3 separate regions of the Homo sapiens genome follow, and regions 2 and 3 are each linked to region 1. The links are chromatin contacts, found by Hi-C or POLR2A ChIA-PET in ENCODE. All regions are on one chromosome and are shown on one strand. Each heading gives the region's core, a stretch centred on a gene start or an enhancer-like site at or near the end of the contact. The rest is flanking DNA. Distances are from core to core; before and after follow the strand shown. Region 1 overlaps DLEU2 (deleted in lymphocytic leukemia 2). Region 2 overlaps DLEU1 (deleted in lymphocytic leukemia 1). Region 3 overlaps DLEU1 (deleted in lymphocytic leukemia 1).

Region 1 (4,624 bases), core at 151-2,650:
CAATAAATCTTTGATGAATGAATGAATGGTTATCTTTTCTCTCTGGCAATCCAAATTCACCACTCCTTAAAAATTCTACATAAGATTTGCTGGCTGGGCGCAGTGACTCACGCCTGTAATCCCAGCACTTTGGGAGACTGAGACAGGTGGATCACCTGAGGTCAGGAGTTTGAGACCAGTCTCAACATAGCGAAACCCCATCTCTACTAAAAGTACAAAAATTAGCCGGGCGTGGTGGCAGGCGCCTGTAATCCCAGCTACTTGGGAGACTGAGGCAGGAGAATCACTTGAGCCCAGGGGGGCAGAGGTTGCAGTGAGCTGAGATCACGCCACTTCACTCCAGCCTGGGCAAAAGAGCAAAACTCCGTCTCCAAAAAAAAAAAAAAAAGATTTGCCTATTCCAGCAGACTTCTACCCAATATCAATCTAGATTTAAATCACTTGATTTTCCACATCCCTTTAGCAATTATGTATAGTTTGCACTTCATTAACCTACCCTTATTTATGTTACTTCTCACATACACCCATATCTCTTCTGTATTTTCAATCAAAAGATAATGCCTCAAATGTTATATATATTGTATGTGCCACTCAACAGTGCCTCATATGCTGCAAAAAAAAAAGACAGTAAACAATCGGGGTACCTTTTTGTCTTTTAAGCCATATTTTCTGGGTCAGTGTGGTCTTTCAAGGGAGTTTAGACAGGCTCTATTTTTTGTTACTTCACTCCTATAGTATGTGACTGTAAATTGTTCCTTCAGTGTTCAATTTAAGTACAAACTAAAGAGAAACAGTTTCCTAAAGAAAAACATTTTAAAGTTACAGAGACACCTATGTGTTCGTAACATTTCTCCAGAAATATTTGAAGTAACGTAAAACTTCTGGACTGGTCAGTTTAAATATTTTCTTGGAATTTCTATAGAAATTTCTGTGGAATGGTGTTATATTGGAAATATTAATTAACTATAAGAAGACTCCTACTTCTTCACAGAGAACAAGCAGGGATATCCTGGATTTTCACAGTATTTAGGCCACTCCTTAATTGTCTCATGAAGGAATTAAGGTAGTGGAACACATTCAAGAATTGCTTAGGTGTCAAAATAAGACAAAGTGTAACAGTTTTTTTCTGTAGTAGATTTTTAAATAGTTAAAAGACTCTGCCCTCTTTATCTATACTGTATTCTGGCAATAATAAAGTTGGGCAGCCTATACATAAAAGCAATTTCTAACAATGCCAAATTAACAGCAGTTTCTTGGCCCTTTCCTTTCCCTCCATGAAAGTTACAATATTAGGTTATTTCACAGGTTTCCTCCATGCCCCCCATACCCAACCTAAAACTGTGTTAGGCTGTCAAAGAAAACAAATCAGGTAAGATTAGTGTTTGCCTTTACGCAGTCATTCTAAGTACACATAAAATCATACATAATATGAAAATACAGCAGGAAGAGAAACATCAAACCATAGAACTGAGTTTTAGTTTTACTGACATTTATATGGCATACTTCCTGTTTTTGATTTCAGAAGTGCAACCATGCAGTGCTTCTATGAAAAACTGAATAGTTGAGTACAGTTTGAGGATTATAACAACTTATCCAAAGGAAACAAACAGACCTAACTTACTGCTGTTTTCATTTGTGGAACTGCTATCTTTGTTGTAAAAAGTTGAGTATTTTTCAAACATCATTTAATAATAGGGTAGCCCCTAAAACAAGTAAGGAGCTATAAGTCTGAGTTGTGAATTTGACTAGTAATGGAATAAGAAAACCAAGCCAAACTCCATCTAAATATGTATGTAAAGGTAATGCTTGTAAAAATTTGCTTTTTCCTCATTTTGAGATTTCAGTTGCCAGTTGACTATTGGTATGCAAAATTAACAATTCTGCCTAAAGGAGGTAAACGATAGAGGTTAATTCTTAAATAAAAGTCCCTTTGTTTCACTATTAACTTTTTCTATTTGAAGCATAATTGTGTCAGCTAATTTATTTTTTGGTAACCACTTAGGAATTTGGGAGGGAGGGGGGCACTCAAGTAAGCAATGACAGCCAGCTAGACATCAAAATCCATGTTCTCACTTCATGGCCGTACAGATAAATTTCATTTCCTAGCCTCTCTTGCAGTTAGATGTGGGCATATGACTAAGCTCTAGCTAGTGGAATGAGAATGGATGTCAACTACTTTAAGCTCTTTAAGTCAACTAAAGAAATCAACTACTTTAAGCTCCTGTCCCTAAAAAACTCCCAACAGACTGACCCCTCCAAGGAAACCTTGGAAGTTAGGTCCTAAATGCTTAGGTACAGTAAGACCTTGGAAACTACTAAAGAAATAGTAAAGTAAACTTGTTTTGCAAGAACAACTTTGAGCCACTATATATTTTGGGGATGATCTATTATGGCAATTAGCCTGCCGTCATTAATTTGATCTATAAAACATATATGAAGTGTCCCTGTGATACACAACTCCAGTGGTCACACACTGTAATGTATGCAACTGGGATTTTTCTGAAGCACAACTGAGAGGCTACAGGTATGCATACATATGGATATAGGTAAATGTTCCTCCCAGGAGTGGTAAAATGCTGTGGCTTTGCCAACTAACTCCAGCTTCTCTCATGGGTTTTATTGTGGATGATTATTGATTTGTGTAAAGGAACTTCCCTTTTGTGTCTGTGGTAATAGATAAAGGTGGAATGGATCCTCCAACAAGAATCTTGAGGGGAAAATATATACTTATGATCAAAATAAGATATCTTTCTTGGGTTTGTCCAATAGTGATGGCTACATAGTCTTCCTATTACCTTTTATCTACAGGCAGGCAGTAGGCCATAATAGTATTAGAAGCCCCTCCCTTTCTCCAAAAAAAAAAAAAAAAAAGTGCTCTGAGCAGTAAAGATATTTAATTTAACATATCTGCGCTTCATGTTTCTCATCTGTAAAATGAGAGTTGGATTATATCACTTCAAAAGTTTCCTTTTTTCACTAAACATTCTCCCATCTATGACTACAATGTCCAGAGCTAATGGTAGAAATATATATATATATATTTTTTTTTTTTGAGAGGGAGTCTCCCTCTGTAGCCAGGCTGGAGTGCAGTGGTGCAATCTCAGCTCACTGCAACCTCCGCCTTCGGAGCTCAAGCGATTCTACTGCCTCTGCCTCCCTAGTAGCGGGGACTACAGGCACGCACCACCATGCCCAGCTAATTTTTTTTTTGTATTTTTATAGAGATAGGGTTTTAACATGTTGGTCAGGATGGTCTAAATCTCTTGACCTCGTGATCTGCCCGCCTTGGCCTCCCAAAGTGCTGGGATTACAGGCATGAGCCACTGCGCCCGGCCAAAATAATTTTTTTTGTTTTCTCTTTTATTTTGAGACACAGTTTCGCTCTTTTTGCCCAGGCTGGAGTGCACTGGCACGATCTTGGCTCACCACAACCTCTGCCTCCTGGGTTCAAGTGATTCTCCTGCCTCAGCCTCCGGGGTAGCTGGGATTACAGGCGCCGCCCCCGCCCCGCCCCGCCGCCACCACCCGCTAATTTTGTTATTTTTAGTAGAGACGGGGTTTCTCAGTGTTGATCAGGCTGGTCTCAAACTCCTGACCTCAGGTGATCCGCCCACCTCAGCCTCCCAAAGTGCTGGGATTACAGGTATGAACCTCCGCGACCAGCCTATTTGAAATAATTCTTAACATGAGCATTTCTTCAGATTTCAAGTTGATATTACAGAAGCGCAAGTGCTTCATAGAAACTTGAAATTATTTTAAAAAAATGTTTAACTCTCACCAAGGCACAAGAGAGGTTATACTCTTCTCCCAAACAAGCTATTAAATTGAAAGGATTTTAAACTTACCCAAGGTTTTTTAGAGTAGTTTTATTATTATTATTTTATTTATTCGTTTTTTTGAGATGAAGTCTTGCTTTGTCACCAAGGCTGGAATGCAGAGGTGTGATCGGCTCACTGCAGCCCCGACTTACTGGGCTCAAGTTATCCTCCTGCCTCAGCCTCCTGAGTAGTAAGGACTACATGTGTGTGCCACAGTGCCCGGCTAGTTAGAGTAATTTTAAAACACTGTGTCACTTCTCTGATTTCTATACTTTACTCCATGAGTGGAGAAATAATATCAAAGCTAATACAGAATGTGATAGTTATTGAAATAATACTATAAAAAGTCAAAAACTAGACAGCAGATTTTATAGTTTTTCAGTGAATTTACCAGTTAAAAACCTTAAATTTTACTTTTCCTAATTGTATGTTTATAATGTTTCAATGTAATAACAATTCATATAATAGCACATTCAGGATCATGGCAAAATCAGCTAAGTCATAGTTAACACACACTCCTTGTCTCTACGTATGTGGTGCTAAGTCATATTTTTGGTATAGCTAACAAATGATTTTTTGTCTGTCTGCTGGTGGGGTTTTAATCTCCTGGATTTCAACTTTGGTTAAAGTTAAAAAATACACTATCCAGACTTTATACAGGCATGAATTGGCTTTAATTCACATTCTTTTGCTGCAGGAGAGCTGCAGAAATATGGACCTCACTCAGGGATGATACTGTTTTAGAAAGGAGAAGGGACAGGCTGTATAACATTGTCCAGAGTGGAGTTTTCATGTTGCGAGAAAGC
Region 2 (4,511 bases), core at 1,819-4,318, 260 kb after region 1:
TTGCATGTTGTCAAATGCTTTTTATACATGTATTGAAATGATATATAGTTTTTCTTTTTTAGTTTGTTAATATGGTGAATTACAGTGATTGATTTTGGAATGTTAAATCGGCTTTGCATTCCTGGGACAAACCTCACTTGGTCATGATGTATTATCCCTTTTATATATTGTTGAATCTGATTTTCTAAAATTGCATTGAGAATTTTTACATCTGTTTTATGAAGAATATTAGGTTGTAGTTTTCTTTTCTTGAAATATTTTTGTTTAGTTTTGTTATCAGTGCAATGCTGGCCTTGCAGAATGAATTGGGAAATCTCCTCTCTTCTTTAATTTTCTGGAAGAGTCTACGTACAAATGGCATTATTTCTTCCTTAAATGTTTAGTTGAATTTACTTGCCATTAATCCCTTCCAGTGCAGTTTTTGTCTCTAGGAGTCTGATTTAGGTCTTTAAAAATAACTCCTCCATTTCTGTTAAACTTTTTGAATATATGGAATACAATTTTAATATCTTTTTAAATTCCTTTGCCTGTTAATTTTAACATCTGTGTCAGTTTTGGGTTGTTTTTGACTAATTTTTCTCCTCAATGTTTTCTCATTTCTTTGCATGCCCAATAACTTTTGTTTGAATGGCAGACATTGTGATGGTTATTTTTTTTTATTCCTATACATGTTTGGGCTTTGTTCTGAGATGCAGTTAAGTTACTTAGAAACTGATCCATTTATGGCTTACCTTTCATATTTGGAAAGCAAGACTAGAACATCGTTTAGCTTAGGGCTAATAACCTTCTACTACTGAGGCAACATCTTTCTGAATATTCTACTCAATTATATGTAAAATTATAAGGTTCTTCAATCTAGTTACTGGCAACAGTCACTTTTTCTGACCTCATGTGAGCTCCAGTTGCTGTTCTTTGTAATTCTTTTAGATGGTTCTTCCCCTGGTCTCTGCTAGCTTCCTCAGCTGTGTGCACTGATTAGTACTCTGTTGAATATTCAGGGGGACCATCTACAGATGTCTGATTCTCTTTCCCTGCAACTCTTTGTCCCCTCTCTGTCCTGCCAACTTTAGCCATGTTGGTCTTTCCAAACCCTTGCTTCATTTCTTCATTGTAGGGAATCGTTGAGCTGCACTGGAGTTTCTCATTCCTATGATATGGCCTGGAAACTTTCATGTCAGTAAGTTAGGGCTTTGGTAGGGTTCTTCTCATTCGTTTTCTATCTTATGTCTTCTGTTGGGTTCTGTCATGATGATTATTCACTATTGTGTTCACTTTCTTGTTTCATTGAACATATTTTTAATATTTTATCCAGTTTTTCTAGTTTGCTTTTGTAGATGGTTTGGTAGTAATTACCTAGTCTGCAATTATTGGAATAAGAGGCCTCAGACCTTTTAATTTCAACAAAGTTTTTTTCCAGAGAAGTGAGCAGCTATTTCAGGTCTGCTGGAGTCCTAAGGTAGAGTCCAATTGGGATTGAGAGCTGACCATCTGGCCAGTCTGCAAGTTCTTGCAGAAGAACCTACTGCTGAGGACTGAGGAGTGTGGGAGTGAGAGGGTGCTTGTTCTGAGGGGAGAAGGAGCCGGAAATGACAGCCTTGCTAGAGAACTGAATCATGGTTATCAGAGAGGAGGAGAAAGAGTGAGAATGCTGCCACATACTCATAGTTCTTTCCTGTTCAGATCCCATTCGATTTGTGAAGTGTGACATTGAGAGTCTGTTAAAATTGAAATGCACTTTTATAAAAATTCTGTAAAATATGGAGCCATAGGCTCTCTATCAACAGGTGGGAGTGAGAGGCAGTGAAATCTGAGTTATGACTGTTAAGGTGACTGTTTAAGTATACCCAGGCTGTGAGGCCTGGGGGAAATCAGGTTACACAGAAGCCAAGTTAACCCGGATCCAGCTCCACCTTGCAGAGTTTCGTTAACAGAAGGGGTCCTTGGTACAAACCCGCTGCCGGTCAGAAACTGGCCTGAGGCCAGAAACTCATTTTACCTTAACCTCAGAATGTCCATCAGATGATGAGGTTCTTGCCTAGGACGGATATTTTTCTAAGTTGGTACTCAGAGATTGACTTAAGAGTCCTTAAAATTTCACAATGAGTCACACATAAGGCCAGGTTTGCTGAAACCGAAAGTGTTGAAACTGCCTGGGGGCAATTTGTCGGTAACCTGTAGGCATTTGAGAAGCTATGAAAAGGATTAATATAATGCATAAAATGAAAGACAAGCAGTGGGGGTGGGGAGTGAGAAAACTATTTCCAGTGAACATAGCCCTAGTTCAGAAGACGAAATCTATATTTCACTCAGCAGAGGGTACAAATCTGTATTACATTAACTCAGCAATTCTAACCAAAACAAAGACAGGATGGCAAATATTTAAACAGTGATTAAACAGTGCCCAGGCAATAGGAAATGTCTGCTCTTGCCAACTGTTTGCTTGAATGAAATAAAATAAATAAGGGGCATACAAACTGTGTCTTCCTGGTTGTTCTCAGGGACCTTCTCTGGCATAGGGGCAGCTCCCTCAATCATGAACTTGAGTCTCATGGGTCCCATTAGAAATAGCCTAATGAGAAAGAACTCTGAAAACTGTTAATGGCTAACAGGGTACAGAATATGTATTTTTCTTTTAACGTATTTTACGTATATAAATGGCAGGGTACAATCAGAGCAGATTTCCCCACCAGGAGGTTGAATGCTTAATTCAAAACAAACGCCTATTGAATTTGATAGTAGATCTCTCCCCTCTCTCCCTAATTTGGCTTTTTGCCAGCTGTTAATCTAATTGCAGGGGTGGCAGCCTGAGATTCTGTGGCCCTCTAGGGCAACTCAAAGTACATATTGTCATTACTAATTATTATATAGTGTTGCTGTGATTAAAAGCACCACTGTCCTTTGAAAAGCCTCAAATGAGATGACAGCACAGAAGCACCTGAGTGTGCCCCATAAACTGATATTCTATTTGCTGTGCCATTAAAGTTCAACAATGCCATTATGTCTTAAGTGACAATGAAAAGTTCCCATTCCAGCTTTTAGTCAGAATGACCACAAGTTTGATGAAACCCCACTCAACCTCTTCTCCAGTCATCTTGAAAGTGAAGCTGTTTGGTGTGTTGGTGTGAGGTAACTAACCATGGTGCTACTATGCGCTTTTGTAGGCAGAGCTGGCCTGGTGACTTAATTCACATTGGGACACTTACTGTCACATTCATCGCACTGGATTAAATACTGCAACTGAACAGCCAAAAGAAGAGGTATCGCTATAGGTTGAGTGATATCTTCCCCTCAAAAGATGTGTAGAAGTCCTAATCCCCATTTCCTCAGAATGTGACGTTATTTGGCAATAAGGTCGTTGTAGATACAATTAGTTTAGATGAAGTCGTACTGGAGTAGGGTGGGTCCCAAACCAAGATAACTGGTGCCTTTATAGGAAGGGGAAATTTGTACACAGGGAGAACGTCTTGAACATAAAGACAGAGGTGGGGAGATGTAACTCCAATCCAAGGGATGCCAAAGATTGCCAGCCAACCACCAGAAGCCAGGAGAGAGACCTGGGACAGGTTCTCCCTCACAGCAGAGTGGGCTCATGTCTTAGCCTGTTTGAGCTGCTATAACAAAATACCATAAACTAGATGGCTTATAAACAACAGATATTTATTTTTCATAGTTCTGGAGGCTGGGAAGTCTGAGATCAAGATACCAGCAGATTCAGTGTCTAGTGAGGGCCCATTTCCTGGTCCACTGATGGTGCCTTCTGACTGTGTCCTCACATAGGGGAAGGGGCAAACTAGCTCTACGGGGTCTCTTTTATAAAGGTTCTAATCCCATTCATGAGGGCTCCTCCCTCATGGCTTCTCAAAAGTCACCACCTCCTAATACCATCAACTTGGAGGTTAGGATTTCAACATATGAGTTTTGAGGGGACACAAACATTCAGACCAGAGTAGCCCCTAACCCAATATGACTGGTGTCTTTATAAGAAGGTGGCTTTGTGAAGACAGAGACACATGAGGAGAATGCCACGTGACAACTAAGGCAGAGACTGGCATTAATGCAGTTACAAGCCAAAGAATGCCAGAAATTGCCAGTGAATCACCAGTAGCTAGGAGAGCAGCAAGGAAGGACACTCACCCGCAGGTTTAGGGGGGAACATGTCCCTGCTGACACCTCAATTTTACACCTCTAGCCTCCAGAATTGTGAGAGAATATGATTCTGTTTTAAGCTGCTCAATGTATGGTGCTTTGTTATGGTAGCCCTAGGAAAGGAATACAGTCAGGAACACTCTTGTCCATAGGCAACATGGGATGTAGCAATGTATGGCCAAATCTTTCTCCTCCCACCATACAGAACACATTCATTCAAAGAGTATAAATTGGCCCAAGCTTAATAGACATTCTCTTTTTTACTAGTGGGTCAACACAAGTATAGGCCAGGTTAGTTCTATAGATAAAACAGAATTTGAAATGTGTAATGTTAAAGCCAAAGGTCCAATGGCTATTTATTCCAC
Region 3 (4,466 bases), core at 597-3,096, 280 kb after region 1:
TAGGGCCTTTAAAAAGGTAATGAAGGGAAAAGGGGGTCATATGGGTGGGCCCTAATCCAATATGACTGAAGTCCTTACAGGAAGAGGAGATTAGGACACAGATATGCATGCATAAAGGAAAGACCATGTGAAGACATGCAGAGAAGTCAATCATCTGTAAGTCAAGGACACAGGCTCAGAGGAAACCAACCCTGCCAGTCAACACCTTGATCTTGGACTTCCAGCCTCCAGAATTGCAAGAAAATACATTTCTGTTGTTTAAGTCACCCAGTTGTGATACTTTGTTAAGGGCAGCCCCAACAAACTGATATACTGCTAGAATGGTGCTTATCAATTTTGTTATTCTGTTAATTTGTTTCATTTACTTTCCAACACAGTTTTCTCCTTTCTCACTCACTGATATCCTGACGTTTGACTTCCTGATCAGAAATGGAAGTGATGGGGTTGGACAGCAGGTGTTGGAAACTCAAATGCCTTAGGGACCATGCATGTGGATGTGCAAATCCAGGATGTAGAATAAAGACGTGTGGTGGTTGCTGTCACAATGAAGGGTGCATTCCCACTTAAAGACATTCAGATTCCAATGCTTTAAAGCCCTGTGCCAGCCCAAATGAATAAATAAGTCCTTACCTGGACTGTCTGGCAATTGCAATCCCTGCTCCAGTACAGCCTGGGCCTCATCCCCATGTTCCCTTGATTTATTACAAGAGGTCCATAAACACAGGTGCCAACCAAACCTTGTCTGTAGACTCTGTAATGCCACTCATATACTCACCTCTTAGTAAATTAAATTGCAAACTCACTTGTTAAATTCAAATTAATTTCCGAACCTTTTTTATTGGATACTTTCTTAATCATGATGATATATGGGGTTTATCCAGATTTTTTAAAAAATTCACTTTTTGAATTATAAAAGTCATGCATACGTATATGTTTATTGTGAAAAGATACATTTCTTTTCCTCCTGTGGATCTTCCCCTCAGAATTCCAGTTCTAATTCTACTCCTTGTGTGAACCCCTGAACATGCACCCATGCCCATTCATTTTTCTGGGCCCCTCACAGCAGCTCTAGCACCTCCACCTAAAAGGATTGAAAGGGAAGATGAGACCCCATTGCAGAATATTTGAAGTGGTTACTCATCAGCCCTGTATATACATATTAAAATTCTCTGAGTTGTTACAGCAGCTGTTGCAACTGAAAATAATTCAGCAAACAGGATCATTTTCTGTGTAGTTTATGGGCTCGGGAACAGTCCAGAAGCTTTGGAATTTGAGTTACTGTCAGCCCGCTGCTCAGCCAATCTCCACATGTCACAGGCTGGTAATTTGATCTACAGCTCCCTTGAAGTGAGTTTGTACTGAACACAGAAAGCTCTTTTTTCCCCCTTTTTGCCAAACGCTAAATAGCCTTTTATGTGTGTCTTTTTTCCCCTTACACAATCACGATTTGATTCAACAAAAATATTACACACCTTCTTCCTGAGGATTTTGTGTCCTTTTCTTGGACTCGCAGCTACACATTTTGGGCAGCAAGTTCCCTTGTTCCCTCGGCAGCTGCCTGCGCGCAGTCCTCCGGAGAGCCTAGGCCTGGGAGAGACCGCCTTGGATTTAGCTGGGCCTAAGAAAACACAGGCACAGCAGTGAGAAAAATATTATCTTCCAATTCCCCTTCCTTTCAAGACTCAGGAAATCTGCTTCTTTTCAGTGCTCTTATCACTGCTGTGAAGTTTTGATTTTTCCAATCTCCAGTGGTGGTTTAAAAGGAGCTTAGAGCAGAAGCTGAAAGGGCCTCCTGTATTTAGAGAGCAGAAGCCCCACCTGCTGTCTCTGGGGCACCTCCCAGTGGCCAGGGCCAGGGGGTGTGTCTGATGATGGAGACAGTTGGAGCCACTTCAGCACTGGCGCCGAGTTTATTTCATCTGCTGATATTTAGATTGTGGTGGGGAGGGCAGAATGCCTGATGATGCCGTCAGTTCACCACCATGCAACAGGTAGCCTGCTTTCCAGCTACTTTGCATGATATCCAGACTTTCTGGCATCAAGGCTTGGTGGCTCACAGGGCTTGAGGCAACACTACTCTGTAGCTTCCATTTTTTTTAGTGATTCCCTCACCGGTGGTGGATCTACCTAAGATCACAGTGGCCACGGTGGTATGCTATTTTGGGTTACTGAAAACTGAAACCTGTTTTTCGCTGAAGACAGTTTGCCTAACAGTTTAATAACCTTTATACTTAGAATATCAGGAGTCCTGTCTGTCTGATCAGCCAGTGGTACCATTAAGGAAAAATGAAAGATTGGTTTTCAGAGTCACTGAAGTTCTGGTGATATTTTAAATAAAAATTGAATACTTGGACATCTAAACTTATTTGATTGAAGCCTTGGGATGCCTAAAGTCATTGTGGTTGAGATTATATCTGTTTATGGCTGACAAAAATTATCATAAGTGTATAGAGTCTTATGTTGGGGACCTTGCTGTCCATCTCGAGACCATCTGCAGAAAATCCCAACAGCTGCAGTTTACTTCTCATTTTTCAGAATAGAGATTGATTATGAAGGAGGCACAAAACAAACCAATAAACAAAAAACCCAAATATTTGATTATGGCATTAACTTTATGGTCATTTCTAGAGGAGTGTGTGAGAGACATTAACTAGGTTCTGATTCTTGGAATAGATTAGACATTGGCCTTGCACCCAGCTCCACGGAATGATGTCCCCAGAAGGCCTTGCTTGTGCCTGGACACTGATGTCTGAGGAGTACGCTTCCCTGAGCTTTCCATGGGTCAATCTTAGAGGGCAGGGCTCCATGATCCTGGCCTTGACTGAAGGGGGAAGGATAGATTGGAGGTTTTTCCAAAGACTCACTGGAATTTGGAGATAAAATATTTAATAGGTTGAAAGCCTTTACAAGGGAGAACTCTGGTCTCCCTGTGAACGATGACCAAATATGGTAAAAATGTTCCCATTTCTGGTGGATCAATCAGTCCTTAAATATTTCTAGAATAACTTCCATGGTTAAAATCTGGATCCAGATTTTCTAATGAGCAATTTGCAGAAAGAACCCACCTGCATCAAATGGCAAAGTCAGAACCACGTGCAAGAGTGAACTGCACAGCCCTTGCTTAGCAACATGCCGCTTGTAGCCCACTGGGGGTGGAGTGCCCTCCAATCCAGACTCTACACTAAGAAATTAGGTAATTCAATGGCAATAGTAATTTTAGCTGCAGTTTAAGGAACGTTTACAGCTTTGAAACAGGAAATGGAAAACAATAAGTAAGAAACTATAAAATAAATTGAGCACATAGCTTTCTGTTACATTTTATACCCAGTGGTATGGAAAGTTTACTTAAGGAAATGACAAGGCTTATTTAGAGGACCAGCAACTTCTGGAGTCTTTTATTGAAATGGAAATGGGAGCAATGTTGGATACTCTTAAGGCTATTTCTTTGTAAATTCCCAATTGGGAAGCTTTAATATGTGTCCAGAAGGATTTAAAGACATTTTTCTTTTAATATTTACATGCCATATTATAATAAGATGAATCTTTGCTGTGAATTTGAATCTGAATATTAATGTTGGCTGTATTTTATTGAGTGATTATAGTGAGCCAGGCTCTGTATTAAGCACTTAAAATGACTGAGCTTATTTAATTTATTTAACATTATGATGTAGGTATTATTATTATCTCCATTTTACAGATGAGAAAACTGAAGATAAGAAAAATTCTGCAGCTTGCCTAGAATATGGCTGCTAGCAAATGTTGTAAAGGAACTCAGATCTGCCCATTCCCAGAGCCTGAGGTCTTAATCTATTCTGCTGACTTAAATTCTGTATCATGAGTTTCACAACCTGAAGCTTGGGAACTCCTGTGGAGCCCTGGAGTGATGTTTAAGGAATACTTCAGTGAGCTGTACACACTACAACTCCCATATTGCATTTTAGTTTTTAAAAATAGTTTCTTTAAAATAAATGCAAGAGGGGTCTCTGAACAATATGCTCAGGTCTCCAAACTGGCTGAATTTACCACGGACTATTTTTCTAGCATTTGGATTTTAACAGAAGCAGAGCAAAGTTGGGATGACCACACCCTTCCTGGGCTTCAAGGACTTTAAAAATGTCCTGGCTGCCCCAGAAGTTGGAGAGCTCTACATTTCAGCGTTGGTGGTGTGTGTTGTCTGAATGAAATGGGTTAGGGGTAGTGGGGAGATAAGAGGATTTATAGCCTAAAGAAGGTCAGGGAATCCCAGTGGCCCACCTGCTTTAGAGTCTCAATTTTCTCAACTTTAAATGGAAATGATATCATTACCTATGTAATCTGAGTGTTGTTAAATGCATTAAATTAGGCAATACATGTGAATAAAGCTTATGAGTTATTATTTTGGAGGTATTTAATGTGTTCTCCCCTCCTTGACAGTGGGCTGATATTTTACCATCCTGTTTCTAAGGCCCTGTTAAAGTTGTTTTTCT

What was found. A loop is a pair of places that touch in the nucleus more often than their neighbours do. ChIA-PET counts read pairs that join two places held with the same protein, here RNA polymerase II (POLR2A). Pooled maps may share reads with other maps.
Region 2: a pooled map shows a loop between it and region 1 (4-fold over the local background). The contact joins two enhancer-like sites. A Hi-C loop is called at or near these places in 5 of 50 pooled maps. POLR2A ChIA-PET finds 5 or more read pairs at or near these places in 4 of 52 experiments (IMR-90, PC-9, activated B cell and 1 more).
Region 3: a loop to region 1 is called in a pooled map, with 2.2 times the contacts of the local background. The contact joins two enhancer-like sites. A Hi-C loop is called at or near these places in 1 of 50 pooled maps. POLR2A ChIA-PET finds 5 or more read pairs at or near these places in 3 of 52 experiments (OCI-LY7, PC-9 and activated B cell).

The regions. Positions count from the first base shown.
Region 1 is chr13:50,105,276-50,109,899 of GRCh38, forward strand. The region is part of intron 1 of DLEU2 (deleted in lymphocytic leukemia 2); the gene reads right to left. The region is part of intron 2 of DLEU1 (deleted in lymphocytic leukemia 1); the gene reads left to right. Among named protein-coding and RNA genes, the nearest start is that of DLEU2, 18 kb to the right of the region's middle. Within about 2 kb of position 1,401, at least 3 of the 41 ENCODE cell types and tissues checked have a DNase peak (open chromatin) inside an H3K27ac peak, as active enhancers do.
Region 2 is chr13:50,363,908-50,368,418 of GRCh38, forward strand. The region is part of intron 2 of DLEU1 (deleted in lymphocytic leukemia 1); the gene reads left to right. Among named protein-coding and RNA genes, the nearest start is that of DLEU1-AS1, 160 kb to the right of the region's middle. RefSeq lists a silencer at 2,926-3,220. Within about 2 kb of position 3,069, at least 16 of the 41 ENCODE cell types and tissues checked have a DNase peak (open chromatin) inside an H3K27ac peak, as active enhancers do.
Region 3 is chr13:50,385,390-50,389,855 of GRCh38, forward strand. All of the region lies in intron 2 of DLEU1 (deleted in lymphocytic leukemia 1), which reads left to right. Among named protein-coding and RNA genes, the nearest start is that of DLEU1-AS1, 140 kb to the right of the region's middle. Within about 2 kb of position 1,847, at least 15 of the 41 ENCODE cell types and tissues checked have a DNase peak (open chromatin) inside an H3K27ac peak, as active enhancers do.